3 separate regions of the Homo sapiens genome follow, and regions 2 and 3 are each linked to region 1. The links are chromatin loops, found by intact Hi-C in ENCODE. Cell type or tissue: Caco-2. All regions are shown on one strand. Links, peaks and the distances in the headings refer to the core of each region. The heading gives the core; the rest is flanking DNA.

Evidence for each region. Hi-C counts contacts between places; a loop is a spot of excess contacts. Peaks named below come from ENCODE experiments on the same cell type or tissue, not always from the same donor. Only the 100,000 strongest peaks of a DNase experiment are listed, where the experiment ranks them.
Region 2: a loop joins it to region 1, with 21 times the contacts of the local background. A loop is called at or near these places in 48 of 110 quality-filtered maps.
Region 3: a loop joins it to region 1, with 16 times the contacts of the local background. A loop is called at or near these places in 103 of 110 quality-filtered maps.

Annotation. Positions count from the first base shown.
Region 1 is chr4:9,757,541-9,767,759 of GRCh38, forward strand. No RefSeq gene overlaps it. Among named protein-coding and RNA genes, the nearest start is that of DRD5, 19 kb to the right of the region's middle. RefSeq lists a silencer at 7,689-7,738. In Caco-2, for the core only: CTCF peaks have their summits at 5,730 (motif pointing right) and 7,766; a DNase peak (open chromatin) is centred at 5,731.
Region 2 is chr4:9,894,731-9,904,949 of GRCh38, forward strand. All of the region lies in intron 8 of SLC2A9 (solute carrier family 2 member 9), which reads right to left. Among named protein-coding and RNA genes, the nearest start is that of SLC2A9-AS1, 88 kb to the right of the region's middle. In Caco-2, for the core only: a CTCF peak has its summit at 4,129; a DNase peak (open chromatin) is centred at 4,101.
Region 3 is chr4:10,011,017-10,021,235 of GRCh38, forward strand. SLC2A9 (solute carrier family 2 member 9) reads right to left here. Exons shown (of 12, transcript NM_020041.3): 2 at 7,959-8,057. LOC124900664 (a long non-coding RNA gene) reads left to right here. Exons shown (of 2, transcript XR_007058026.1): 2 at 1-5,637. Among named protein-coding and RNA genes, the nearest start is that of SLC2A9, 5.4 kb to the right of the region's middle. RefSeq lists silencers at 1,009-1,303, 2,822-2,881, 7,790-7,949 and enhancers at 4,131-4,230, 9,963-10,219. In Caco-2, for the core only: CTCF peaks have their summits at 2,923 (motif pointing left), 4,370 (motif pointing left), 4,570 and 7,907 (motif pointing left); DNase peaks (open chromatin) are centred at 2,915, 4,354, 6,445 and 8,015; H3K4me3 peaks cover 1,303 bases.

The DNA.
Region 1 (10,219 bases), core at 1,380-9,379:
GATATTACGAAATAGAACACAGGGAGTACACCCCGTGTGACATTAGAGGTAACATCCCCCAAGGATATAACGAATAAGATCAGAGAATGTACCTGCATTGGGACATCAGTAGTAACATCTCTTCAGGACAATACGAATAATATCAAAGGGTGTCCACGCATTGTGAAATTAGTAGTGAACTCCCGCTAGGATATTAGGAATTTTATCACAGGTTCTACACGCCCTGTGACATTAGCAGTAACGTTTTCCTAGAAGATTACGAAGAATATTAAAGGGTGTACAGGACCTGTGAATTACAAGCAACACTTCCATAGCATATTGCAAGTAACATCACTGTGTGTACACGCCATGTGACATTAGGGGTAACACCCCACAAAATTATAACGAATAATTTCACAAGGTGTACATCCTCTGTGACAATAAAAGTAACATTTCCCTAGAATATGACGACAATATCACAGAGTGTACACCCTCTGTGATATGAGGAGTGACATCTTATGAGGATAATACGAGTAATTTGACAAGGTGTACAAACCCTGTGACATAAGGGGTGACATCCCTCTAGGACATTATGAATAATAACAAAAGGAACTTACCCCGTGTGACAATAAAAGCAACCTTCCCTTAGGAAAATGAGAATAACACCACAAGGTGTACACACAATGTGACATTATTATTAAGGTAAAGCTAGGATATTGGGAATAGCAAGACAGTGTGCAGAGTCCTGTGACATCACGTTTAACATTCCCTTACAAAATTACGAATAATACTGAAGGGTGAATACCCCCTGCGACTTTAGCAGCCTCATCTTGCTAGAATATGGAAGATAATGTCACAGGGTGTGAACCGAGGGTCGCAGTACAGAAAAGATCCTAGGAAAAATCGGGGAGGAATATCAACCCCGCTCCACCCCTGGATATTACGATCCACATCGCAGGGGGGCGGGCGTCCCCCGCGATGCGGGGAGTAATATCACCCTCCACACCCACCCCTGGATATTACCATCCACATCTCAGGGGTGCAGGCGCACCCCTCGATGCTGGGAATAATATCACCCCCATCTCCCCCCTCTGGATATGAAGACACACATCGCATGGAGGCGGGTGCCCCCGCGATTCGCAGACAAATAGCACCGACCACTCCCCCGCTGGATATGACGATCCACATCGCAGGGAGGCAGGCGACCCCCCCATGCGAGGAGTAATATCACCCCCCTCTCCACCCCTGGATATGATGATCCACATCGAAGAGGGGTAGACGCCACTAGCGACGCGGGGAGACATATCACCCCCCTATCGCCCCCTGGATATGCTGATCCACATCGCAGGGGGGTGAGGCACCCCCCGCGACGCGGGGAGTAAGAGCCAGCCCCTCTTGCCCCCCCTGCCTCTTAGGACCCCCATCGCAGGGGGGTGAGGCACCCCCCGCGATGCGGGAAGTAAGAGCCAGCCCCTCTTGTCCCCCTGGCTCTTAGGATCCGCGGTGGACTCACAGCCTGTTTACCATATCATGAGTTATATCATCTCCCGCTCTGGGGATTATGAACTGTTTTACAGACAGGTGTACACCCTCGGTGTAAAGAGGGTGTGCACCCGTCTGTATTGGATGTGATATCATCATCTTCCTCCCTGAATATTGAGAACAGTATCACAGAAATGTTTCTAGTTCTGTGATATCACTTGTCATATCCTCCTCTCCCACGTTGGAATTAAAAACAATATCAGTGGGGGCGTGTCCACCTTCTCTGATATTGAAAGTAATATCCTCCTCTTCCCTCCAGGATCATGGGAACGATATCCCTGGGGGGTGTCCACTTTCTGCCATCTATGTGTTCGTATCAATCCCTCCGCCTTGGAATATTATTAAGGACAATTTCACAGGGGGGTGTACAGTTCCTGCGATATTGGGAACAATATCAGCCTCTCGGCCTCTGAATATTAGGAAGCATATCACAGGGTGGGTGTACACCTCCTGCTCTATTATGGGGAGTCATATCTATCTATTATGGGCAGCAATATCATCCTCTCCCTTTCAGGATATTAATAACAATTTCACAGGCTGGGTGAACACAGCCTGTGATGCTGGAATTATTATCATCCTCTCCCCCTCGGGATACTAGGAACAATATCACAGAAGAGGTTTACACTCCCTGCGATATTGGGAGTAATATCATACTCTTCTGTGAATATTAGGAGCAATATCACCAGGTGGCTGTACGTTCGTTGCTATGTTGGCAGTCATTTCATACTCTACCCGCTGGGTATTAGGATTGGTGTCACAGGGTGAGTGTACACCTACTGCGATATGAAAACTAATATCGTGCTCTCCATCCCTGGATATTAAGAACAATATCACAGGTAGGTATACACCCCCTGCGGTATTAGCAGTAATAATATTATGAATTATTAAAGATCAGTCTTATTAATAATTATGAATGGGAATGTTAATTAATAGTATAACGTTATTAATCATTAATGATTATTTTCAAGGTATGATTATGCATGATTAAAATTAATTTTAATACTAATGACACTTTTAATATTAGTTATTAATATTCATATTAATTATTGTTTTATTACCAACATCACTTATGATTGATTGAAGTAACATTAATTACTGATATCTTTTTTATTATTAATAGTGATATTGCTATTAATTATTAATATTAATATTAATTATTAGGAGCTAATATTACTGTTTTCTAATGAATAAGATCAACATCAGTTATTAATATCAGGCATCATTAATCATTAATACTAATCATTTATTGTTATCGTTAGTATAACTATTAATATTAATTATCATTATTATCAGTATTGATTTTAAAAATTATATGATCAGTTATTAATATTGATCATTATTAGTGTCAATTAATAATTGAGATTATTAATTTCGGTAAGTCACATTCCACCCCTCCCTCGGCAGCTCGTTTACGACCCAAAACGGGGATACAAACGCCCCTGAGAGAGCAGCGGTATACAGGGATAGATGAGGATGGTCACGTGGTGGAGAGGCGTTTTTGGGTACCAGCCCTTCACCTCCGTCAACCTTCTCAACTGCAAAAACAATACACCGCCCTATACCAAAAAGCCACAAGCTCTAATTGATTTGCTCCAAACTATTATCCAGACCCACAACCACACCTGGGCTGATTGGCACCAGTTGCTCATGTTCCTCTTTAACAGCAAAGAAAGGCGGAGAGTCCTGCAAGCAGCAACTAAGTGGCTAGAGGAACATGCACCAGCTGATTAGCAAAACCCCCAAGAGTATGGAAGGACCCATTTACCAGGAACCGACCCCCAGTTGGACCCACATGAAACAGAGGATATGCAAAGGCTAAACCGAGACAGGGAAGCTCTCTTGGAAGGATTAATGAGGGGAGCTCAGAAGGCCACAAACGTTAGCAAGCTCTCTGAGGTCATTCAGGGAAAAGAAGAAAGTGCAGCACAATTCTACAAGAGACTGCATGAGGCCTATCGTATGTATACTCCCTCTGATCCCGATAGCCCTGAAATCAGTGCATGATTCACATGGTTTTAGTCCGTCAAAATGCAGAAGACATGAGAAGAAAACTGCAGAAAGAGGCTGGGCTTGCAGGGATGAATCCACCACAATTACTAGAAATAGCTAGCCAGGTGTTTGTAAACAGGGATGCAGCAAGCCCTAAGGAAAACGGCAAAGAGAATGGAGGTCAGGCCTGGAGAAACACCGACCTGGTTGTTAGCTGCAGCAATCAGAGGGGACCCCCAAAGAGGCAAGGGAAGGGGGGCCCCGGGAAAGAAACTCAGCTTGGCTGTCAGAGTTTGCAGCGTACCCAGTGTGTTTATAGTAAAGAAATAAGACGGTGGAAGAACAAGTGCCCTCAGCTCAAAAGAAAACAAGGTGACTCAGAGCAGGAGGCCCCGGACGAGGAGGAAGGGGCCCTGCTCAACCTGGCAGAAGGGTTCTTGGACTGAGGGAGACCAGGCTCAAGCGTCCCCAAGAGCCTCTGGTCAGAATGACAGTCCGGGGTAGAGACATTGATTTTCTTGTAAATAGAGGTGCTGAACATTCGCTAGTAACTGCCCCGGTTGCCCCCTTATCCAAAAAGATGATTGACATCATCGGAGCCATGGGGGTTTCAGCAAAGCAAGCTTTCTGCTTGCCTCGGACTCGTACTGTAGGAGGACATAAAGTCATTCATCAGTTTTGGTACATGCCTGACTGTCCCTTGCCCTTTATGGGAAGGGACTTGCTCAGCAAGCTGAGAGCCACTATCTCTTTGACAGAGCACGGCTCTTTGCTGCCAAAGTTACCCAGAACGGGAGTCATTATGACCCTTATGGTCCCCGAGAGGAGGAATGGAGACTTTTCTGAACTGAGCCAGGCCAAGAGAGAAGACCAGCTCTGGCTAAGCGGTGGCCAAGAGTACGGGCGGAAGACAACCCTCCGGGATTGGCCAGTTAAGACTGGGGCCCAGCCGGTTAGGCAAAAACAGGACCCGGTCCCCAGAGAAGCCCTTCAAGGTATCCAGGTCCGTCTCAAGCACCTAAGAACTTTTGGAATTATTGTTCCTTGTCAGTCTGCGTGGAACACTCCCCTCCTGCCTGTTCCCAAGCCACGGACCAAGGACTACCGGCCGGTACAGGATTTGCGCTTGCTTCATCAAGCTACACTGACTTTCCCTCCAACAGTACCTAACCCGTCCACATTGTTGGGGTTGCTGCCAGCTGAGGACAGCTGGTTCACCTGCTTTGACCTGAAAGATGCTTTCTTTCCTATCAGATTAGCCCCCGAGAGGCAGAAGCTGTTTGCCTTTCAGTGGGAAGATCCGGAGTCAGGTGTCACTACTCAGTACACTTGGACCGGGCTTCCCCAAGGGTTCAAGAACTCCCCCCACCATCTTTGGGGAGGCATTGGCTCGAGACCTCCAGAAGTTTCCCAGCAGAGACCTAGGCTGCGTGTTGCTCCAGTAGGTTGATGACCTTCTGCTGGGACACCCCACGGCAGTCGGGTGTGCCAAGGGAACAGATGCCCTACACCGGCACCTGGAGGACTGTGGGTAGAAGGTGTCCAAGAAGAAAGCTCAGATCTGCCGACAGCAGGTACCTTACTTGGGATTTACTATCTGACAGGGGACGGAAGGCAGCCCAGGATCAGAAAGAAAGCAGGTCATTTGCAATCTACCGGAGCCTAAGGGCAGAAAGCAGGTGAGAGAATTCTTAGGAGTTGTGGGGTTTTGTAGACAGTGGATCCCAAACTTTGAAGTATTAGCCAAGCCTTTGTATGAGGTCCCAAAGTGGGCGGGGTCCGGGAACCTTTGGAATGGGGATCCCAACAACAGCAAGTCTTTCCTGAGTTAAAGGAAAAACTTCTGGCAGCCCCAGCCCTGGGGCTACCCGATCTGACAAAGCCTTTTCTATTTTATGTGTCAGAGAGAGAAAAGATGGCAGCTGGACTTTTCACCCAAACTGTGGGGCCCTGGCTGAGGCCACCGGCCTACCTCTCTAAACAACTAGATGAGGTAACTAAAGTATGGCCCTCCTGTTTGAGGGCCTTGGCAGCAACTGCCCTGCTAGTACAAGAAGTAAATGAGACCAGACTATTGTAGGGCATGGGAAGGGCCGGGGCCTCTGCAGGCCCTGAGGATCGCCATGTTTCCTTCTTTAGTTTTTGAGACTTTGGTGAAGATCCTCTGCCTGCTTCTAGCACACACGTCCTGACCTCCTTTCCCCTTCAAGACACAAGATGGCGCTTTAAGCCTGGTTGTTGAGAAAGAGGACTCCAAACGCTTGAGTTTCTTCCCTCTGCTCACTCTCAGATGTGGCTTGCAAGGGAATCTGTGGGGTCCACCTCTCCACAGCTTGGTGGGTGGATTCTATCTTCCTCCTCGGACAGGGGAGGACCAGCAGCCAATCACTCCTTCCTGCCGGAGAATGAAGTGGCACTCAAACTGTTTTTCTGACATCAGTAACAGCTGCCCACACTCCTCCGGCAGGCATCTCTGAAACATCAGTTTTGGGTGATTGGTCTAAGCCAAGGACCTTTGATATCAAGGGTAAGTCCGCTACCCTTTGCTGGAGATGGGCACGGAGTGGGCATGTGAAGAGTGCCAGACCAGGCATTGACAAACTATGGCTCATGAGAAGAATGGAGTGTACATTTTGAAAGGGTCATCTCTCTCTCTCTCTCTCTCTCTCTCACACACACACACACACACACACACACACACACACACACACACAGAGAGAGAGAGAATATGCTGCAGGGATCATACACGACCCGACCAACCTAAAATACTATCTGTTCCTTTATAGGAAATGCTTACAGACCCCTGGTCTAAACACTGAGAGGTAAGGGGACTCTGTTGCGCCACCCTGGAAGGATTTTGATCCCTAAATAAGAAGAGGTGAGGAGGGAGCCTGCCCTTCCTCATGGCTTGAATGTGCTTGTGAGAGGCAGTCAAGCCTGGAACTGTGGCAGCCGGCTTGTGACCATGAAGCAACCAGCCCGAGAAGAAAGGCCCACCTGCCGAGGAGGGAACAGGAGCCTGGGGCCTCAAGGATGTTGCTGAGCCTCCGTGTGCCCCTGGAGCCGCCTTCCTCTGGAGTTCTTGTGATGGCAGATAATTCAATGTTGTCATTGTTCAAGCCAGGGGTGGGTGAACTTTTTCCATAAAGGGCCACGTGGAAAACATTTTAGGCTCTGGGTGTGCCATGAGATCTCTGTGGACACTACGACCCTAAAAACAACCATAGACAATGTGTAAATGAATGGGTACACCTATGGTCCAATAAAACTTTATTTATAAAAATAGGTGGTGGGCTGGATTTGGCCCTGAGGGTCAGAGTTTCCTGTGTATTTTGTTTGTTTGTTTGTTACTTGCAGCTGACCTGTCCTAACTAGTATTCCCTGAAGTCGGCCTCAGCTCAGAAGTGCCCTTGGGTTCTAAGCCACAGGGGCTAAGCTTGAGTGTGGGCGGGGTCTGCAGCAGGGTGGTGGGAGGGATAAGCACATAAAGCCCCACCCACTGATCTGTCCTTTCTATGGTCCAGGTTGTGCTTTCCTGCAATTTCTTCTCATCATGGGCCTAGCAATCATGATGGGAAGGCACCACTTTAACAGAATGCTTTCAGCATTTCCAGGTGGTCCCTGCTTGCCCTCAACACTACACGCAGGCCTCAGCCTCCACACCTAGCACGTTTGTTAAGCAAGACTAAGCCACATGAAGCAACAGGGCAAGGGGAGGGCCCTTGTGTCCGCAGGGTCCCATGGCAGAAGTGTGGTTCGGGGAGAAATGGGGGAGTGTGCCCTTCCCTGAACAAGCACATTCCCTCAGTGTGGAGGAGCCCCTCCAACAATTTACAAGTGCTATGATGACACGATGCTCATTCAGACCATCAGCTGCAGACGGATTGCAGAAATACGTGAGGGCTGTGTCCTCAGAGGTAGGATGTGGTTGCTCCTTGTCCCTAAGCTGGGCCCTGAAGGTAGGGCAGGATTCCAGCCAGAGTGAATGGACAGTGAGGCTTTGGGGAAGGGCTCAGATTGCCTCTCGTGCTTGTGTTCACAGATTCTTGATGATTGGTCATTCTCCAGGGAGACGAGGCTTCGAGGCCAGGTCTCTGCTCTGAGTTGCCTTCACCACCCTGCACCTTGGTGGCAGTAAGAGAGCGACCTCAAAGGGCCACTGAGAGAATCGTGGGGGATGCATGTACAGCTCCAGGTATGGCACCCATGCCAGCCCATGGCAAGCTCTTACTACGGTTGCAGGTGTAATTTCCAGTCTCTGCCTCCAGGGATTGCTGCTGAGCACAGACAGACGTTTCCCTGCTTACAGAGTGAGGCCGCCAAGATGATTCTCGGATCTCTGGTTTGTATACAGCCCAAATAGCCTGTGAAAGGGGGAATGATAACCCCCAAAGATGTCCATGTCCTAACCTCCAGAACTAGTGAACGGGATGTTGGCAGAAGAGACTCTGTGGATGAGATTACTTCAAAGATTTGCAATGGGGATTCTATCATGGGTTATCTGTATGGATACGCAATGTAATCACAAAATGTCCTTATAAGTGAAGAGGGAGGCTGAGGAGATTTGACTACAGAAGAGAAGGTGATGTGACAGTGGAGGCAGAGATTGGAGTGATGTGGCCACAATTCACAATGCCAGCAGCCACCAAAGAGGCAAGGAATGGATTCTCCTCTAGGGTTTCTACCAAGGGCCCTAGCAACACTTCAATTTTAGTCCAGGAAGACTCGTTTTGGATTTGTGACCTCCAGAACTATGAGAGAATACATCGGCATTCTTTGAAGCCACCAGGTTTGCAGTAGTGTGTTAGAGCAGCGTGGAAAATCCATTGAGTCCCATTGCCCTGCTTTTTGTGCCTTGTACAAAAGCAGAAAATGGCATGGATGGAATGGGAGGTCATTATGTTAAGTGAAACAAGCCAGACACAGAAAGACACACATTGCATGTTCTCACTGATTTGTGGGATCTAAAAATCAAAACAGTTGAACTCATGGAGCTAGAGAGTAGAAGGGTGGTTACCAGAGGCTGGGAAGAGGAGTGGGGGGCTGAGGGCAGGTGGGGATGATGTTAGAAAGAATGAATAAGATGTACTGTTTGATCACACAGCAGGATGACTGTAGTCAATAATAACTTAATAGTACATTTACAAATAACTAAAAGAGTGTAATTGGATTGTTCGTATTAGAAAGGATAAATGCGCTGGGTGCGGTGGCTCATGCCTGTAATCCCAGCACTTTGGGAGGCCGAGGCGGGTGGATCATGAGGTCAGGAGATCGAGAGCATCCTGGTGAACACTGTGAAACCCCATCTGTACTGAAAATACAAAAAATGCTGCTCGGGAGGCTGAGGCAGGAGAATGTCATGAACCCGGGGGGCGGAGCTTGCAGTGAGCAGAGATGCAGAGATTATGCCATTGCACTCCAGCCTGGGCGACAGAGCTAGACTCCGTCTCAAAAAAAAAAAGAAAGGATAAATCCTTCAGGGATGGACACCCCATTCTCCATGATGTGCTTATTTCACAGTGCATGTCTGTATCAAAACATCTCATGTACCTCACATATATATGCACCTACTATGTACCCAGAAAAAAACAAAAAAGAGTATAAAAGAAAAAAAAAAATCCCAAAAGCAGAGAAGAGGGCAAATGAGAGTCGGGGACTGTGATCTCAGTTTGCCCAGGATGAAGCCGGGTGACCTGGTTACAGAGCAAGCCCCTTGGCTTCTTGAGCTCCCATCTGCAGAGTGAGGGGCGGATGCAGGGGAAGGGTGTGACTTCGATGAACATTCCCTCCAGGTGTCTCTGCCCTCGGCCCCCTCTCAGGATTGTTTGTAGCTCTTTGCCTATTCTTGGCCATTTGGAGTTTTCAGGGGCCCTACTAGGTCCTCTTGACTTCTCACTTGGCTCTCCTTGGTGGTCTAATTCATGGCCAAGGGCCCACCTGCCATCCGGACACTGCTTTTCAACCTGACCTCTCAGCTCCAGGCTGGTTATTTCCAACAGCCTACTTGGGTGTCTCAAAGGCACTTTACACTCAATGTGTCCAACACTGAACTCAAGGCTCCCGGCATCACCAGCCAGTTATCCCTCCACATTTCCAACCCCATGGATTGCACCAGTGTCTGTCCATTATGCAAGCCGGGCTGCAAAGGTTGTCTTGATGCTGCCGTTATGCTGTTGGGGCTCAGAACATGACACCCCAAAGCATGGTGCCTCAGCCTGAGTATTTTGAACTGAAGGACATTGGAAGGAACTCAGAAGCCAGGTCTTTCCAACCTTCTCCTCACACCCTCTCTTCTGCTTGCCTTCATCCTCCAAAGTGAGTCACAGAAACCAGAATTTATCTTCCTCAAGATGGGTCATAGAACCTAGAAACCCTCCTGCTAAAGCAAACCATAAAACCTAGAAAGGTCACTCTCATCTTCTCCTTCTCCTTTGAAAACTCTCATTTCAGTAGGGGTCCTGCCCCATACCTGGGAGGAAGGAAGCCTACACAGAGAGGCTGAGAAAAATCTGAGCAGACAGTTTTGCTGGGTCCCCTTTTAGTCTGTTCCCAGTAGGTCATACCCATTTGTTCAATCACATTTCTATCCGGCTGTCCATTCTTCATCTAACCTATGCATAAAAATCAACAGTTTTCCCTCGGCCTTTGGGTTGCCATTTCTGAAGCCTCCCATGTCACATAAAACTTGGATTAAATAAATTTGCTCTGC
Region 2 (10,219 bases), core at 967-8,966, 140 kb after region 1:
CATAACTGGAATATGCAGGAACTCTGTCTCCTAAGCTTCTTAGGGGAGTTGGATTAGAGTATCCAGTGACCTGGTGCTGAAATGACAACAGAATGTGCCATGGAAGAGCATCACAGTTGCTGGGAGATATTATTACACTGCAATCAGCATGTGTTACATTGTCATAGGGAGATCAGCACATGTTACATTGTTATAATGAGATTAATATGTGTTATATTGTTACACTAAGCTTATCATGTGTTACATTGTTTTACGGAAATTAACATATATGTTTACTGATTTCAGTATTTTGAAGTTTTTAAAAAAGAGTTTCAAGTGCACCACCCACAATTTCAGAGTCAGAAAGTGTGCTTACAAAAGTCAGTTGAGAACCATTATCTTACACCATGATGCTGACGTTCAAATACTTTGGAAAGGGTGGGGTGAGGGACATGTGGCTTTTTGTTTCGTTTCCCTAAAGTCTCTTGATGAACCAGTAACTTGAGCCAATGAAAGGCTGAACACATTCTCCCTGATTCAGAAATGATCTTTAAAGATGGTCTAGGAAGACACCAGGGAAACAGCTTTGAAAGAGAAAGAAGGGATAAAAACAACCCTCCCATCTGACAATCAGTCTCCCGGCTCTGTTCTTCTTCCCTCCCTCCTTTAAGTCCAGTTAAAGTGCAGCCTGTTGGAAGGGATTAGAGCGAACGTGGTATTTCCACTTGACATTAAAATCATGAGTGAAGACATTAACTCAGACGAACAGCAGACTGAAGGCTACTGATGTCAGCTAGGGATGACTGTCAAAATCCTAATGCTCCCAGGAAACCCCTCTGGGGACTCTGGAGCCATGGGGTCACCCATCCACTCAGCAGCCATTCACCCAGCACCCAGTGCCCTTCCCCACAGGGCTGGGACCTCTGGTGAAATAATAATGGGAACCTTTTGTTCTGGTTAGGATTTTAAGAAGCAGCTTTATAAAGGTGTAGTTTTCATTCAGTCTAATGTACCCATTTGAATTGCACAGTCTTGTATGTTTTGACAAATGTATATACCTTATAACCACAACTACAATTAGGATATTGAACATTTCCATCACTTCCCAGAATTATCTTGTGTCTCTTCCCCCAACTCCAGGCAACCTCCGATCTGCTTTCCAGCACAAGGATTCGATTTATCATTTCATATTGCTTATTGCAGTGTTTTTGAGATTCATCCTTCTTGTAGTACATATCAACAGTTCTTTTGTATTGCTGATCAGTATTCCATTGCATGGATATACCAAAATTTGTTTCTCCATTCACCTGTTGACCCAATAGCTGTTTCCAATTTTCAGCTCTGAGAAATAAAACCATTATGATTATTGAGTCTTCATGTAGACTTGTGCATTGATTTCTCTTGGGTAAATATGTATAAGTGGAATGACTGAGTTGGATGGGTAAAACCTTTATAAGAAACTGCTAAAATGTTATCTGAAGGGGTTGTGCCATTTTATGTTCCCACCAGCAGTGGATGAGCCTTCCTGTTACTCCACATCCTTGGCAACACGTGGTATTATATCAACCATTTAAATTTTTGTCACCATTTTGGTGAACAATGGTATCTCACTGTTGGTTTTAGTTTTAATTTCCCTGGTGACAGTAACAATGTTGAAGATCTTTTCATGTGATTTTTGATGTTTTGGAACTCTTCTTTGGTAAAGCATGTGTTCATATATTTTGCTCATTTTCAAGTGGGCAGTTGGTCTTATTTTTGAGTTTTAAGAGTTCTTTATGTATTCTGAATTCACGTCCCCTCTCAAATGTGTTTTATAGGTATGTTCTCCATGTCTGTGACTTACCTTTTTATCTCCTTAACAATACCTTTTAAATAGTCACAGTTTTTAATTTTGATGAAATCCAATGTATCATTTGAAAAATGGTTTGTGATTCTGTATCTTTCCTATCCTAATGTTGCAAAACTTTCTCCTTTGCTTCTAGAAGTTTTAGAGTTTAGCTTTTATGTCTAGATACGTGGTCCATTTTGAGTTAATTTTTTGTATGGTATAATAAGGGTTGCCATTCACATTTTTCCATGTGGATATCTACTTTTTATGACACTACTTGTTGAAAAGACTATCCTTTCCTCATTGAATTACTTCAGCAACTTTTTGTTTTCTGGATTCCATTCTGTTCCATTGATCTGTGGGGCTGCCCTTATGCCAATCTCATGCTGTCTTTATTCCCATGTTTGAACATTGTTACAATCCTTGCTATGTACCAGGAATGGTTCCGGCTGCTTTATATATATTAATAACTTAACTCTGATTACATTTTCTTGGGGTAGGTGCTGTTATCATCCACTATTATATCCAGAACTTGAGGCTCAGAGAGGTTTAGCAACCTGGCTAAGGTTGCACAGTGAGTCAGAATTCAAGTCTAGGCACTCCGGCTCCAGAGTCTTGCTCTTAACCTTTGTGTTCTACTTCCTCTCCCCAGTGTTTCTGAGGCAAATACACATTCACATTTATCAAAAGAATATGCACATGCTCCCAAAGTTTTTCTCCCTTCATTTGTGTGAGCTGCCTGAGGTCACTGAGAGCCTCCAACAGCACTGGCACTGGGGCACAGAGAAGACAGAGCCAGGAGTCTCTGCCCTTGGGGAGCTTTATGGGCTGAATTGCATTCTCTCAAAAAAGGAAATATTGGAATCCTAATCTCCTATTCCCTAGAATGTGACCTTGTTTGGGAATGGGGTCTTTATTTTTAGGTGATTCAGTTAAAAAAATGTGACCTTGTTTGGGAATAGGGTCTTTATTTTTAGGTGATTCAGTTAAAATGACATCATTTGGATGGGCCTCAATCCATGATGACTGGTGTCCTTGAGCCAATGGAAAAGGGAAAGTGTGGACACGGAGACAGACACGCACACAGGCCTGTAATCCCAGCACTTTGGGAGGCCAAAATGGGTGGATTACTTGAGGTCAGGAGTTCGAGACCAGCCTGGCCAACATGATGAAACCCTGTCTCTACTAAAAAAAATACAAAAAGTAGCCAGGTGTGGTGGTGCATGCCTGTAATCGCAGCTACACGGGAGGCTGAGGCAGGAGGGAGGTTGAATCGCTGGAACTGGGATGCAAAGGTTGCAGTGAGCTGAGATTGTGCTACTGCATTCCAGCCTGGGTGACAGAGTGAGACATTCCACCTCAGAAAAACCAAAAACAAAAAAAGACATACACAGACAGAATGTCATCTGAAGATGAGGCAGGGGTTGGGATGATGCTTCTGCCAACTAAGAAACACCCAAGATCACCTGTAAGTTCCTGGAAGCTGGGAGAGAGGCACGGGACATTCTCCCTCACAGCCCTCAGGAGAAGTGAGCACTGCTGATGCTTTGCTCTCAGGCTTCTGGCCTTGAGAACTGTGATACAATAAATTCCTGTTGTTTAAGCCACGTAGTTTGTGGCACATTGTTTTGGCAGCCTGGGCAAACCAACACAAGGAGCTAACACCTGATGGAGGGCAGGGCTTGTAATGTTGCCTGCTAAATGATTGAATGTATGTAAAAAAAAGAAGGAAGGTAGTCTCCAAATATGTACAACTATTATATGACAATAAACAACATTTTAAAAAGGAAGAGCTGGAGGGCAAGAAAATATCGCCTAAAATTTAATTTATTTCAAATTTATCTCAATTAAAGCGTCCAAATTTGATGTAATGTGCTTTCATATTATTTCACATACATTACTTTATATACACTTTATTTATTGCTCATTGTCTATATTGTATTCAATGTGTATATCTCTCTATATAAACTGCATGCGGTACTCCGTGCATGGCAGGAGTTCCTGACTTTCTCAGGGACTACAGCGTCCTACATGAGTTCTTCCCTGTGCCAGGGTGAGCCTTTTGGTCGTAGAAGATGCCCCATTCTCTGTGTCCAACTCCAGGCCGGGGCCTTTTTAAATTCTTCTGATTTACATAATCCCCATCCTTGCCTGGCTTGATGCTTCTGGGTCTGTGGGCCGTGTGGACTGATTGTGCGCAGGGGCCCTAGAAGCCTACCAGGAGGAAGCCCTGTTGGTTGGGCTCTGCCTCCCTCAGGACGTCCTGTCTGACTGCTCCCTGCAGGGATCCCAGCCAAAGGCAAGAGCTCCCTCTTTAGTCAGCTGGTGTGATTTCCTCAACAGGCTTTACTAGAGCCGTACTCCGTTGAGCAACCATTAATGGTATTGAATGCATGACAACTACTATGGCCATTTCTTTAAACATGATGCATGACACACACTCTCTCTCTCCCTCCCTCCCCCTCTCTCTCTCTCTTTCTCTCTTTCAAATTTACATTTTAAAGCAACTCTATGAGGTTTCCCCTAATAACTCAGCCAAAGCGGTGCAGACAACTGAGACTCTTTCAGAGAGAAATGTAAATGCTGGGGCAAGATGTGGCCCAGATGAGGGCCACCCCGCAGGCATCCCAAACAGCTGTTTCCTAATCCTGACATGTTGGAATGGAGGAGTACCTGAGGAACCCTTGGCACATGAGCAATTGGTGACTTTCTAGTCAGAAGTTGGATTATTGTCAAAGTTTTAGCTGCAAAAGGATGGGAGAAAGGAGCAGAGAATGGTGTGATTATCACTGACGCAGCTCCCTCTGCAGAGAACAGAAGGCCAAGGTACATTACATGAAAAGCAATTTCACATTCCAGTATTACTTTTAGCTGCTGGTAATCCTGTTTTAAACATGCAAAGGCTAATCTTTACTTTCACAGATCTCTCTAAAAAGAAGCCAAGACCTTGGAAAGCTGTGGTTATTGCAAGTTAGTGAAATTTTAAAATTTATGTTCAGAGGACAGAGTGCCAGAAACAATTTTCTGCTTGGGACAGGCTCTCTCTAAGTTAAAAACGGAATATAATTCAATGAAACAAACTTTTTTGGGAATTTCTGCTTAAAAGATGAATGTGCATAAAAGGTATCGGTGTATCTGTTTGGGCCAAAGGTGTGAGAAATGAGAGTTGTGTTTTAAATAATGATCATCCCAGGGTGGCCCATGATCTCTAAGTATAACAAATTAAAATGTCTTGAGATATTTCAGCCAAAGTGCAAAACAGACATGGGTTTTCCTTCCATCCCATGCCAACTGGGATGGAAGGAAAGGCTGGCAGCAGACAGGCTTTTCCAAGTTCTCCAGTCCTGTGGACGTCTCCTCCACTTGGGTCACTTTACAAGCTTGGCTTGAGGCCGTAGCTTCTGCAGTTTCTAAGTGAAGCACTCCCCCTCATGCTCTTACTCTTCTCAAAAAAGGCAAAATGTGGTTCTCAACAGGTTTGTGAGGATACATTCATATTGTTCTTGGAAATTTGGGCAAGTAGAAAAAAAAATAGCTCTTCAAGGAGCAGAGAAAGAGACACTGGATGTCCAGATGACTTAGGAGTCAGGGCTTCCATAGCAGGAGCATCGAGTTGGCAGAGGGCAGTGGGCAGTGGGAACAGCCGCCACTTAGAACTGACACAAGGGGATGGTAAATGCTGTCTCCACCCTGCATCCCATGAGCCACATCCGCACTTTCCTTTGGTGAGTGAAGCTGGTGGGGCCGGACACAGGGGAGCCAAAGGATGTTATCAGAGGGATGGGGAGTAAATCAGGAAAATTTGGTGGGAAGTAAAGACTCAGGAGCACATCCCAAGAGTCAGAGGGTGAGCTGCAGGAACGGACTTGTGGGTATGTCCTTGGCCAAACTCAAAAATAGAGCTACTTACTTAAAAGATATTATTCAGAGCTTGGGGTGGGTGGGAGTGGAAACTGCAGGGGAATGTGCTTCCAGGGCAAAACCCCACCTTTTCTGCTTGGGGATGCTGGGGCACTGACTCTGTTTCTTCCCTTCCTCATCCCCACCCAGTCCTCACCCCATGAGGATAACCTGTCATAACCAGAAGTATTAGTTCATTCTCATGCTGCTATAAAGAACTGCCGAAGACTGGGTAGTTTACAAAGGAAAGAGGTTTAATTGACAAAGTTCCACAGGGCGGGGGAGGCCTCAGGAAACTTACAATCATGGTGGAAGGGGAAGCAAACTCATCCTTCTTCATGTGGTGGCAGGAAGGAGAATGAGTGTCCAGTGAAGGGGGAAGTCCCTTATAAAACCATCAGCTCTCATGAGAACTCACTCACTATCATGAGAACAGCATGAGGGTAACTGCTCCTATGATTCAATTACCTCCCACCGGTCCCTCCCATGACACATGGGGATTGTGGGAACTATAATTCAAGGTGAGATTTGGGTGGGGACACAGAGCCAAACCATATCAACGAGAGTCCACATTTCTCTGCCTGCTTCCTGCTCAGGCAATGGTAACACTAATGCTTTTGATCTAAGCTCTGAACATGAAAAGCCATTTAGCCTGAGTTTTAACTTCTCAGATCTGGGGATGCCACCCAGCTCAGACTGAGCTCAGGCCCCCAGGGGTTTGGGTTGGGAGCCAAGGGGAAAATCTAGCTTTGTTTCTGCTTGCTACAACCCTCATTTCTCCTAAGGTCCTGTAACATTTGTTAAATAAACTGGGGACTTGATCTAGTATTTTAGTGGAGGAAGGGTGTAGTTTCTTCTAGTCTGTGACCTATAGAAATGCCATAGAATCATTATTTATCAATGAAAAAGGAATGTCTGTCAAGGGAAATTAATTGAACTCAGTCCTTTCGAGGCCAGTTCTAGAGCACATGTCAGTGTGATGATTCACAGGGAAAACCGGCCTCTCTCCAAGCCTTGTGACAACGCTGTTTCTACCCTTGTCACCCTCTGCCATTATCTATTTTGTCTACAGCAGTCAGAGGGATTTAAAGCATGACCTGGCACTCTCCTTTTAACACCCCTGTCCACTAAAAGCCTTATAGACAGCAAAGAAAACAATCAACAGAGTGAAGAGAAAACCTACAAAATGGGAGAAAAGATTTGCAAACCATATTTGAATCCCCTCAAGCCCCATGCCCCCCCACCAGCCCCTTGGCCCCTCAAGCGGCAGCCACATCCTTGCCCCTGCCTTGGGCTGCTGCAGACATCCCTGTCACCTCTCAGATTCTTGCTGTCTGTCCTAGAGGGAGACCCATTGGCTCAAATCAACAAGCTCCCTGCCCTCTGACCTCTAGGCGGCTTCAGCAGAAATCAGAAATCAGAGGTCAGAAATCAGAAGGCAAAAGAAAGAGAATGAGGCCAGGGGTTGGTTTCTTGGTTCACTTTCTACAGAGACATTTTGCCTGGCTTTGTCCCTCTATCAAAGGTTGCAGCTCCTGATAGGTGGCGTACCCACCCTACATGCCCTCGGCTGCCCTGAATTAATCTGCCTTCGAGCTGCTCAGGTTCACTGTGTCCCTCTTTCCCAAAGGTTTTTCTTTCAGCAGCTTCTTTTGCCTGACATGCTCTTCCCAGACAGCTGGGCTCACCTGGAGCCTGACCACAATATTTAAAATGGCAACTGCCCCCGTCTCTCCATTCCCCTTTCTCTGCTCTACTGTTTTCTCATAACATCCTTCACCTTCTAAAACACTGTGTGGGGTACTCCCTTGTTACACTGTCTGTGACCCCATGAGGAGCTCTCCTTCTCCACAGCAGAGACCTTTGTCTGTTTTGTCCACTGGCACAGAGCAGGGGCCCAAGTGAGCACTTGCTGAGTGCTGGAGGAAGAAGCATCCTGGCCTTGGGCTCGTCTTCTAGTCTTTGAGAGGTAGCAGGGCAGCTTCGGCATTTTCCATGTCTGCTTCTCTTCAGGAATATTAATAACAAGAGTAACTGCGTGAGTTTCCCAGGGCTGCCGTGATAAGGTCCCACAGACAGAGCGGCTTCAGCAATAGAAACGTGTTGTCTCACAGTTCTGGAGGCTGGAAGTCCAAGATCAAAGTGTCTGCAGGGCCCTGCCTCTGGAGGCGCCAGGGAAGGGTCTGTTGCAGGGCCCTCTCCTGGCTTCTAGTGTGTTTTGGCTTTCAGCAGCACAATTCTAATTTTTAGAGGGCGTTCTGCCTGTGTGTATGCCTGCATCTAAATTTTCCCTTTTCATAAGGACAGTCGTATTGGATTAGGGGCCCACCCTATTCCAGTATAACCGTATCTTACCTTAACTAATTACAACTGCAATGATCCTATTTCCAATTCAAGTCACATTCCGAGGTACTAGGGACTTCAACACATGCATTTTGAGGAGGTGCAATTCAACCCATAACAATAGTGAACATTTATTGAGTATGTTCTCTATGCCAAGCACTGTGAATTACAGTATGATTCCCATGACAATACCTGCTGAGGCTTAGATCTGTTATTATTGCCACTTTCACTAAGAGAAAAATGGGTATCAGAGAGGTTAAGTGACTAGCTCAAGGTCACCCAGCTAGCAGCTGCGGGGCCAGTATGAAACAGAGCCCAGATGATCTATCACCCTGCTTTCTCCCTTTTACCACGTTCTGCTCTCACACGGGCTGGATCCAGTGTCCTGAGTTCCAGCAGTAAACTCTGAGGCCTTTGATTCTGAAATTGTCGAATTTATTGGGAAGCAATGGAGACTACAGGCAACAGAAACCATAAGGATTTTTTTTTTTTTTACTACAAGTCAAGAGCATATTCCATTCTTGCTAATTATGAAAATGTACTGCAGTGAATCAGAATGACTTCCTGTGAATTCTGACCCCTGATTTGTAAAAGCACAGAGTCTGTGCTTCTCAAGAGTGAGCCCTCACCCCACAAAGCTCCTGCCCCACATGGCCTGAATGACGCTCACTGGAAGTTCACTCATCAGAGAGTTAACACTGTGCCAGGCAAATCAATTTGGAAAACCAGCTGTTTCTGAAAGATGGCGATTATTTACAGTTCCCCAAGCTGATGACTGACGCCCTGAGCCAAAATTAATTGCAGATCAAATGAGCAAAGATGTCTTTCCCCTCTCAACTTTATTAGCCTCCTGAGCCATTTTAATAGACTGTCAAAATCTCATAAGAGGAATGAAAAAAATTGGAAAGTCTTTTTGGATAAGCAATCACTTCAAAGGGCTGGATGAAATATATAGACATATATTTGTGTGTTTATTACATATGTAACTGTATATATATAAATATATTTATTGCCTTCTTTTCAAATATATTTCAAGATATATAATATATTTTGTATATTATATAAATATATAAAATATATTTTATATATTATAAATTTTATATATTTATATATTTTATATCAATAAATATATAAAATATATCTACATATTTTATTTCCTTGTTTTCAAATACATAATATATAAACATTATAATATATTATGCATATTATATATATAACCTATATAAATATGATATTTTTATATATACATAACTTTGGAAAGTGCAAGGAACTTACCTTATATTGATGCTCTGTGAGGAACAGGGGAGTGGCTTTCACACACTTTGGATTTTGTTTCCATAATTCTGTCAGATGCTGTATTAGTTTCCTATTGCTGCTGTAGCGAGTTACCACAGACTCAGTGGCTTAAAACAACCCAGGTGGATTATCTTATAGTTTTGGAAATCAGAAGTCTAGAATAGATCTTGCAGTGCAAACACGATGGTGTCTGCAGGGCTGGTTCCTTCTGGAGGCTCCAGGGCAGAATCTTGCCTGCTGCAGCTTCTAGAGAACATCTGCATTCCTGGGCGTGTGACCCCTTCCTCACCTTCAAAGCTGGCAATGGCGTCACTCCTGCCTCTGCTTCCACCATCACATCTCCTTCTCTGACTCTGACCCTCCTGCCTCCCCCTTTCACTTACAAGGACCCTGTGATAATATTGGGCTCACCTGGGTAATCCAGGGTTAGCTCCCTATCTCAAGATTAGTCCCACCTGCAACATTCCTTTGTGCCATGTAAGGTAATATATTCCCAGCTTCTGGGAATCATGGTGTGGACATCTTGGGGAGCCATTGTTTTGCCTACCACAGGTGGGAATGGTTATGTCCATTTTACAGATGAGCAAATAAATTCAGATGTGTTGGGCAATGTTCCCAAGACCACTTAGCTGGTAAATGGGTGATCAGGATTTGAATTCAGAGTAGCCTCATCCTAAAGCCAAAGCTGTTTCTCCCCAGAACATTTTTCTATTCCACACTCTCAACCTCATGCTGAATTTAGTTTCATGCCTTTCCAGGAATTGGGGTCAATGCTACCATTTTAAGGACTGTTTCCAATGGACTATTCTGCATCCATCCTTGCATCTCCAGCTCTTTGAGAAGATGAAAGGGGGACAGACTACCCAATGCACT
Region 3 (10,219 bases), core at 863-8,862, 250 kb after region 1:
CCATCCAGGTCCATCACCTCAATAGTTGCTTCTCATGGATCAGCTACTCTTGAACCCCTCACCCTTTGGCTTGTTTTTTGTCTTGGTTGGGCCCTTTTGGACTGAAGTCTGGGCTCCATACTGTCGGCCCTGCCACAGACCTTGCATTTCTTTAGAACATTGCTTCCAGAATCTTCCTGTAGGCTCTGTGGACAACACCCATGAGCAAGAGGAGCTTTGACTCATGCTTTGCCCAGGCACCACCATCCCACCCAGGCCTGTATCAGCCCTGTCTGCCCATTTCAGTCCCCAGAGAATGTCCCTTGGGGCTCAGAACCCCCCACTCCAGTCTGTGGGTCTCCATCCAGCCCTTAACAACCTCTCAGGTGGATTCTAGACACTGGGTGCTCACAGGTACCAAGAGGACATCTTTCAGCACAACTCTGGCAATCATCCCAGATGATTCTAGCAGTATAATGAAGCAGGTTCCAGGCACTGCAACATTTTCCTACTAAAGGTCAACGATTACAATGGCATAAATCTGAAGCCATTTTCAAGGATTCAGATTAGCACATTTGCATGCATGACTGTCTGAAAATTCAGGCTACATTTGATTGGTATGCAAATTAGCCCTAAATTTGGCAGTCTTTTACAATAACTTCAGGATGTTTTAGACAGACAGGTAAGTAAGTAGATGGATAGACAGAAAGATACAACTATGCCAATTGGAGCTAGTCACTGGAAACAGAAAGGACAAAGCCTAGACAATCAGCAATACATGAACAAAAGAAAGGAGATTAGAAAGCAAACATCTTCAGGAAGATTTAGGTGCTCCTATTTAGATGCTATGCAGCATAGGCTGTGGATTAATTATTCAGCCAGCCAGCCCTCTGCCCAGAGGTACTAATGACACAAGGAATCTACAAGAGCCTCCTCCCTTTTCTAAAACCTCTAGCACAGGGGTTAGCCAACAATTGGCCAGCAAGGGAAACCCTAGACCACCATCTGTTTCGTAAATAAAATGTTATTGGCACATACCCTCACCCATTCATTTACATATCATCTATAACTGCTTTATCTCTACATAGCAGAGTTCAGTAGTTGCAACAGAGACCATATGGCCAACAAAGAAAAACCACGCACTATCTGGACCTCCACAGAACATTTGCTGGACCTTCACAGAACGTTTGCTGATTCACAGAATGCAGCAGATCAGCCTAGTGGAACAGAAAGAAGGGATACTCAGGAATTAGACAGACCAGTGTCCAAGTCCCCATCTGTGAACATGGTGGAGGTGGTCCCAGAAGTTTTCCATAGGACAGACTCACAGCTGGCAATTTGTTTGAGAGTGAAGAGACCTAAGGACTTGCCTTGGACTCACTTTAAATTTAAATTTATCCATTTGCTCATTTAGCAAATATTTTTTATAAATGCTTACAATGTGTCAGACATTGTTCTAGGTGCTGGCACTGCAGAAGCAAGGACCTTTCTAAAGTGAAGGGAAGGAGGACAAGAAGTAAAGGAATATGTCATATCTCAGGTAGTGTTAAATACCATGAGGAGAAATAAATTCGGTGAGGGCTAAAGCGTGATGGAGGGGTGCCATTTTGGATAGGCTGGTCAGGGAAGACATTTCTGAGGAGGGGACGTCTGAGCAGAGGCAAGAAGTAATCAAAGGAGAGTGCACAGGAAAATCAAGGGAAGAGCACTGCAGCCAGCAGGAGCAGCACGCACAAAGGCTCTGAGGTTCCAGCGTGCGGTGTGTTTGAGGGGCAGCAAGTGGGGAGAAGTTTGTGTAAATGGAGAAGAGGGAGTGAGGGGGGAAATGATGATGACAGAGTGGTCACATCTGTCATGTGTCATGTGTCACGGCCCCAGGTACCGTGTAAGTCACCACAGTCTGGCTTGCTTTCTAGATATAGTGGGTTTTGAGCGGAGGGACAATATGATCTTGCTTCATTTGTCAAGGATCCCTTTGGCCTTTGGGTGGAGACTAAACTGTAGGAACCAGAGTGGAAACAGAGAAACCAGTTAGGGTTTAGTGTAGAGAATGAATAGAGCCTAGCTACTGTGGTGTTCATCTTGGTGATCAACGCACCAGCACAGCACAGATAACCCTGATTTTCAACAGCTAAGGACAATAAGAACCTCTTGCCAGTTCATGCAAAGTCCAGTGTGCGTTTAATAGTTCTCTGCCATCTGGGGGAAGAAAGGACTGAAGATCTTTCTTCAGTGCTGCCATAACCAGGGATGCTGCCATAAACCAGGCCTCATGTGGCCTATCAGCACCTCTGTTCACATCCCATCCACCAAGCTGGCCAAGGACCCTTGTGGATGCACGAGGTGCAGGTGTTCTCTTCCAAATGAGGCATGAAAAGTAGTCAGATCCTGGGGATTCTTGGAAAGTTGGGTGGCCAGGAGGCACATCCAGGTGACTGTGTTGAGGAGAAGCCAGTGGGAATGTTTAGGAAGTGTCCCACCCCTGAAACTTGGATGTATTGGGTTCCCTCAGCCTCAGTTTCCTCGCCTTTAAAAGGGGGTTAGTGATAGCTGCCTTGCAATATTATAACAAGGATCCAGTGTGCACACAATTCTGAACCTGGGTCAAGTGCAGAGCTGGTGCCCAGAGGCGAGTTATTTTCATTTTCGGCATTACAGAAAGTTTCCAAATATCTGAGGAGAGAGGAGCACTGAGCGTTTTTAAGGTTGAGGCTGGGTGGCAGCAGGGCCAACGGCAGCTACTGCATGGATTGTTCTAACAGTGCAAGCTGCCTGCCCTGAAGGTAAATGCCCACTGCCTGGAGTCTGTGCCCCGATCACCTGGGCCCCCAGTTATCTAACAGCTGGAAAGGCGAAGCTGGCTGGGCCGAGGACTTACAAGCCTGGGCCAGTGCTAAAGGCAGCACACCTTCCCATGGGGCAGCATCCACACACCACCCCCTGGTGGCAGCCTTTGTTCATCATCTCTGTGAGCAGATACCCTCCCCGCACTCCAAAGCAGCACTAATATCTGCACCTCTTCTGTTCCAAGGGTTTCTTTCTCCTTCTCGAGAGCCCAGCACCCCAGGTGAAGCCTAGCTCTCACACCCTAAACCCCTGCCAGGCTTGGGTCCTTCCAGCCTGTGTTAGATTCCATTCCTTAGAGGCTCTGCTCTGTTCCTGGTCTCCCTGGTTCTGGGGCTGCCTCACTCACCCGTTTCTAAGCCCACTGCAAGGAGAAGAGAGAATTCGAGGTGATCGCTGGACGCTGGGCTGAGCTCCTCCAGCATCACATCTCCTTTCATTTCGCAGCGACCTCACAAGGGGCTCGACACCAGCCCTTTACAGAGGCACCTACATGGTGCCTGGGATTCTCTGCAGGATTCTGAGCTGGGATTCTGTGCAGGCCTGCTCAGCTCACACTCAGGGCAGTTTCCACCTCGGAAGGGCCTCCCAGGGCGAGCCTTGGCCCTCAGCCTGCTCATAGCCTGGGTGGTGCTGGATCATGCTCCTGTTCTGGCCTCTGCAACCTTTCTGATCTGGCTTCAGCTCCCCTTTCCAGCCTCTACCTCTCCACCCCACTGGACCCCACATCCAGCTACCCTTAGGTCTCCACCATTCCCAGAAAGCCTTGAGCTCTCTCTTTCAAGCCCCAGTGAGGCCCCACTGACCTCCCCAGGTAGAATACAGTCCTTCAGCTGTCCTGTGGCTCCATGCAGCCTGTCTCACTGGTGATTATTTATTGAGCCTCTGTCACTGCTGCTGGTCTTGGGGCACCTCGAGGACATGGATGTGTGTCGTTTTCATCTTTCTACCCCAGATACAGCAAGGTCAACACCCAGGGAAGGGCACTGAAGGATTGCCTGAACAGCTACCCCTCTCTTCTCACAAAGCAGCACAAGTAAACATAAAACATCAGGACCTTTAGGCAGAGCAGGAAGAGGTTACATGACCCCAAACCCCATAGGGAGGGGAAGAGTTTGGGGAATGATTCTAGCTAATAATAAAGCTGTCTTCGGTTTCTCAGTTAGATCAGGTCCTTTATGAGAATTGCTCTATGAGAACCCCGAGGGAGGGAGGGGTTGGGACAGGATTCAGACAATCACAGGTGCCTGCTTGTAACACGATGGCAGCATCATCCACCTTATGCTTGAGCCCCTAGGGTTGTTGCAGTGAAACCTTGCTCTGTCTTTTGGTTGGTAGATGGACAGGTAAGTAGCCCTGGGCTTGCTGTGGCTCCTCCCATCTCCCCTTGTTCCTCTTTGCCTTTATTGATCATGCCAAACTCCCCCCATGGCTGGACTGTTGGCGCCTGCCATTAGTGGTCAGGGGCAGGAAGGAGGGGCAGAGAGCATGGCACGGATCTTGGATTCAGACAGACCTGGGTTTGAATTCCAACACTGCCACCTCCTGGCTGTGTGAACCTGGGCAAGTTGCTTAAACTGAGCTTCTGTTTCTTTGTTCATGAAATGAAGGTAACATCAGTAATTAACTACCTTGACCTGAATTGTGTCCCCTCCAAAAATGTTGCATGACATTTTTGTTGCAAGGATAGGGCATGTTGAAGCCCTAACCCCGATGTGATGGTATTTGGAGATGAGGCCTTTGGGAGGTTACTGGGGTTAGCAGAGGTCATGGGGGCGGCCTCATGGTGGGATGAGTATCTTGCTCCCTTGCACTCTTCCTCCCTCTGCCATGTACAGGCAGTGAGAAAGAGGCCGTCTGCAAGCCAGAAGGAAGGTCCTTGCCAGACAACGAATCCACCGGCACTTTGATTTTGGATTTCCAGGTTGGAGAAGTATGGGAAAATAAATGTCTTGCTGAAGACCCCAGGCTGTGCTGTTTTGTTACAGCCAAAGACACTGACGTCTCTGTATTTCTGAGAATGGAATGCGCCTGGCATGCAGTACATTTTGGCAGAGTTGATGAGCTGGCCATCACAGTCTCTGCTCCTCTTCAAAGGCAGAGAGCACATGCTGGGAAGTAGCTACCCAACTGGGGATGACACTTCCCAGGCCGTGGATCTGGGCAGATGGCTCAGTCCTGGACTCAAGGCCTCCTCGGGGTGCTTGCTCTGGGCTCCTCTAAAGTATGCATGACGAGCCGTGGTCTCGAGGTTCAAAGGACACCAGGCTAAAAAGCGCCTTGTGATGTCTCAAGACTGAACACCTTGCTGCGCATACTGGCCACAGAGGTAGAGCTCCGATATCCCAAACAAGAAGTCCCATGGCCTAACACTGCCTGGCACAGAAAGGATCTGTTTTAAAAATGACTGAAAATGTGTCTGATGCCTGGGAAACCAGAAGCCCGCCCAGGGCCAAACTCTGGCTCCACTCATTATGTGACTGTGGGAAAGTCAGTGAACAGTGTGCCTCAGTTTCGTCATCTGTAAAATGGGGATAATGATGATCCATACCTCACAGGGCTGTCATGAGGGTGCACTGAGCTGATTAACGCATGAAAAGTACATGGAGGAGGGCCGGCACCTCATGAGGGCTTTTTCCATCTGTGCTCTTACTGATGCTGCCATAATATGTGTCACTCATCTTAAGAACGGTAAAGGCCACCCTGGCTGTGTAGATCTTCAGAAATCTCCTTTCCCGAAACGGAGGGAGGGCACGTTAAACTCTCTCTGTTTGGCTTACCATGGTCTTTCCCATTAAATACCTCTAAGCTCTGGCCCCTCCTGTCCTTCTCACTGACACCAAAGTTGTTTTTCTAAAAAACAGTGAGCATATTAAATAAGTAAATAAATAAGGAGGCACGTGTTCTCAGGACCTCCTGAGGGTGTGTCATGGTTAAAGAAAAATAAATTTTAATTAAAAAAATGTGAGTTGCAAACCCCCACCCCCATGAATCTGCCATGGCTCCCTACTGCCCAAGACTAAAATCCTACTCCTCAGCCTAAGATCTTAGGCCCTCTTCTTTTGACTCCATCCTGCTTTTCCACCTCTTCTTTCATCCCAGCTCTGCATTCCCCCTAGGTACTGGCACATCACACGCTACTAACTTCCTAATATGCCACCATGTGGGCACAGCCAGGCCTCTGTGTGTGTGCTTCAGCTCCCCACCTCCCTTTGACACCTGTGGAAATTCTACACATCCCTCATGACTCAGCTCAAATACCACCTCCTCCAGGCTGTCTTCCCTGATCCCCAGAGTTGGATACATTATAAACTCTCAACAATGCTTGCTGAATGAATAAGTGAGTAATGGGATTCCTCCGTCCTCATGTTCCCATAGTCAGTGCTTGAACCCATATCATTCTATCCCAGGTGTAAGTTTCACATAACTCTGCTCCACAAGCCATGAGTGCAAAGGTTCTCCCCCACCTCTCACCTGGATGTTTTGATGAACTTTCAAGATGAAGCAAGAGTCCAAATTCCTAGCCCTCTTTCAAAGACAAATATCGACAAGCCAGATCCCCATCTTGGAATGACGTCACAATGACAAAATCAAAGATCACTGACTGTTGGCAGTGCTTACTGAAGCCATCTAGGCCCCCTGGTTTTCAAACAGTTTTTAGCAACAGAAATGAACAATGTCAAATAATTAACAGACTTTTTAAACATAGAACTGACCTGCGCAAATAGTGCTTAGATCCGTGAGGCACCTCTGCAAAATTCCAGGGCTCATGGGAACCTTTGAAACTCACTGACCCAGGCTTCCCCTATGTTTTGTACACAAGGATGCTGGACTCCCAAGCAAGGAAAAGCCTGGAAGGCACCCAGGGCTGTCCTCAGCCTGCTTCCTGTCTGCCCCCAAAACAGCTTGTGCTCCAAGAACCTGGAGCTCCCCGCATTTCCCCAGATGTGTCCTACATCCGTGTCCCCAAAACGGCCTGTGCTCCAAGAACCTGGAGCTCCCCGCATTTCCCCAGATGTGTCCTATATCCGTGTCTCCAAAACGGCCTGTGCTCCAAGAACCTGGAGCTCCCCGCATTTCCCCAGATGTGTCCTACATCCCGGCCCCCCATCCATCACTCCACCTTCCAAACTTAGTCAGGCATCACTTCCTGCAGGAAAGCTTCCCTCAAGCCTCCAACCTGCCCTTGCCTGTGGGTGGTGGTAGGTCAAAGCCAAAGCCAGCACCCACAGGATAGCATCTAAACCTTACAGCCTAGGTAGGCAGTACCCAACCTTTAACTGCAAACCAGAGGCACAATGTGAAGAGGGCCTGGGAGAATTGCACCTGGATCTGATTTCAGAGTAAAACACAAGCCAAAGATGGGTCTTATCCAGCAGATACCTGAGTGGCCTCTGGTTGTAATTTAAAGTCAACAACACCAGGCCGGGCACAGTGGCTCAAGCCTATAATCCCAGCACTTTGGGAGGCCAAGGTGGGCGGATCGCTTGAGGCTGGGAGTTCCAGACCAGCCTAGCCAATATGGCGGAACACCACCTCTACAAATACAAAAATTAGTCGGGTGTGGTGGTGCATGCCTGTAGCCCCAGTTACTCGGGAGGCTGAGGCAGAAGAATCACTTGAACGTGGGAGGCGGCGGTTGCAGTGAGCCGAGATCGCACCACTGCACTCCAGCCTGGTGACAGAGTGAGACTCCATCTCAAAGATGATAGATAGATAGATAGATAGATAGATAGATAGATAGATAGATAACAACAACAACAAAACAAATCAAGAAAATGTCCAAGTTTCCATGCATAAGGCCCCTCCTGGTTCTTTCCCCGGCATTAGGGGCCAGAGGATCGCCCCCCACCCCACCCCGGGACTTCCGAAGCCCCCTCTCATCTAGTCTCCCAACGTTCTCCCAGGACACCCGCCCTCCAGCCGCAAGAACTGTCATCCCCCGCCCCTGTCCCCGTGTCATCATTGTCTGTCTCTGTGCCTCCCCTCTCCCCCGAGTGGGGGCTAATCTCTGTCCCCGCGGTGTCCCGCGCCGCGAGCGCAACAGGAGGGGGCGCTGGAGCCCAGGGCCCTTGCGCACCCGAAGGTTTCCGCAGGGCCGCAGCGCCCTCTGCCGGGCCTTGGCGCGCACTCACCGGGGTGGGGGCATTCACCACCGACAGGTTGTAGCCGTAGAGGAAGGAGGAGCCGAAGGCGCCCGCGAGGGAGGCCACGAGGAGCGAGCAGGACCAGTCCTGAGGGGAGAGGAAACCACGTCAGAGCCGGCACCGGGCGCGCAGCCAGGGCCGAGGGAAGACCTGGAACGTTCCCTCAGCTGGGGGAGGCCTTCCGGAGGAGAAGTCTTTGTCCTTGGCTGGGGTAGAGACAGAGAGAAGAGACGCAAGTTGGGGACCTGCAAGTAGGGTTCCAGTCCAGGTCCGCGTGCGCAGGCCGGGCGCCCTCAGGTTTAGCGGCCACGCCCTTGCGTTCCTTCCGGGTTGCGTGAGGATTCCTGAAACGCAGTTTTCAGCAGCTGCTCTGGGCAGCTCCACACGATCCTTTCAGCGAAGTTGGCGAGTGTCCGACCCAGACAGAAAAAAGCAAAGCCAGACTCCAAGCGCTATCAGCCAGGCGTGATTCTAAGCACTTTTCTGCGCATTGTCTCTGAGTCCTTAGATCAGTGCTGTTATGTCCTGTATTACAGGTGAGGAAAGAGGGGCAGGGAGCGTGGCTGGTGCTGTCTAGGATGGGGACTGAAGTCCAGGTGGCCTGGCTGCAGTGCCCCTCTAGTCACCACTGCACTGTCCCCTGCTGACCCGTCACCTGAGTGCCGTTGTCCAAGGGCCTGAGACTGCCGACAGCCAGACAGATGTGCACACACGCTTACATGCACATACTGTTCCAGTCTGAGGCGTCAAACTACAGGGGCTGGTCCAAGCCTCAGGACAAGGACCTGCAGACGTAGAGATGCAAGGTTTGGCACAGAGAACAGGGCGCCTGCCTTGGTGTTGTCCTGCCCTGCAGCCCCATCTAAGGACAGCCACCACCAGTACAGGGCCATAGGGCAGAAACACCTGGATCCCTGGCAAAGGCTGACAAGCTGGCATGAGCCAGGGCAGGAGGGATGGCTGTCCTCAGCTGGTCAGGGAATACAGGCCAAGTGGACAGGGGCCAGGTGCTCCGGAAGGCACCTTCTTTGCCATCATTTGACATATTTGTGAGTGTGTGTGTGTGTGTGTGTGTGTGTGTGTGTGTTGTAGGCGCCAGGCCCTGACAAAGCTGTGGGGGTGCAACAGTGAAGAAGACATATGGATCCATGGTTCAGGGACCCATATCAGTCAAATCCCGTCTGGAAGGGAATGCGGGTCTCTTGATGGCCACTTACCTGCTCTGCCAGTCTCGTTTGTCTCCTCTAGTGCCACCAGCCACGAGATAGAGCTTTGGGGCTTTGAGCCAAGTGATATCAGCTTTACCTCCAGGGCCAGTCCCCTCAGCTGTAGGAGTCTGAGCAAGTGACTTGACTTTTCTGGGGCTCAGCTTGCCCACCTGTGAAATGGGATCTTAATAGCAGCACTGGCCACATATGTTGTTGAGGAGCCTGCTGCAGAGGAGGTGCTCCGTAGAGGCTGCTGATCACATGCGGGGGCAAGAGGGAACATTTATAAGCCTTGGGGATGGGTGCTGCCAATTGAAATGTAGTACCAGAATATTTTTCTGCAGTGAGAGGAGCTTGAGCTGAATGGGGATCCCTGATGGAACAGAATCACATTTCAGATGAAACGCCTGTTCTCTATCACTCTTTCTCTTTAAACCTATCCTCTGAGTCTCGGCACAGATACCACTTCTTCTGAGCCCCTGGGCTGTGCTGGGCATCGTTTCTGTGCTCTGTGCCTTCTTTGCTCCCAGCCCCGATGACCTTAGAGGACACAAACTCCTCCCTGGTCTGCACCCCATCAGATTGGGAGCACCTGGTGTGAAGTGCCCCTGCCAGAGGCTGGTGAAGGGCAGGTGGGGGCCATCTTCTCCTGCCTCAGCTGTGCTCCCCGGAGCCCCCTGCCTGTGTGGCCCGCCTGTGCCCTCCACCCGCTCCCCACTCACTGCACGGGCAGAGGGTGCCCACTGACCGACGGTGCTGCTGCCCGTGCCATGCCCTGGGGAGGGTGAGAAGAGGGACACCACCATGCAAGTGCGGGGCAGGGCAGCCTGCCACCATAGCCTCATTCCATGTACACACCCAGTCTACCAGAGACGCTGTTGGCCCAGTCAGCTGGGGCTTGGAGAGAGCATGCCAAAGTCACACAGATGGAGAAGTGCAACTCAAACTGAGGCCTCCCTGCCTCAAAGCCCCAGATCCCCCAGCTACACGCTGCCAGGCTGGGGCTGAGCACTGTCACACGGCTGCCACCCAGGCCTGCCT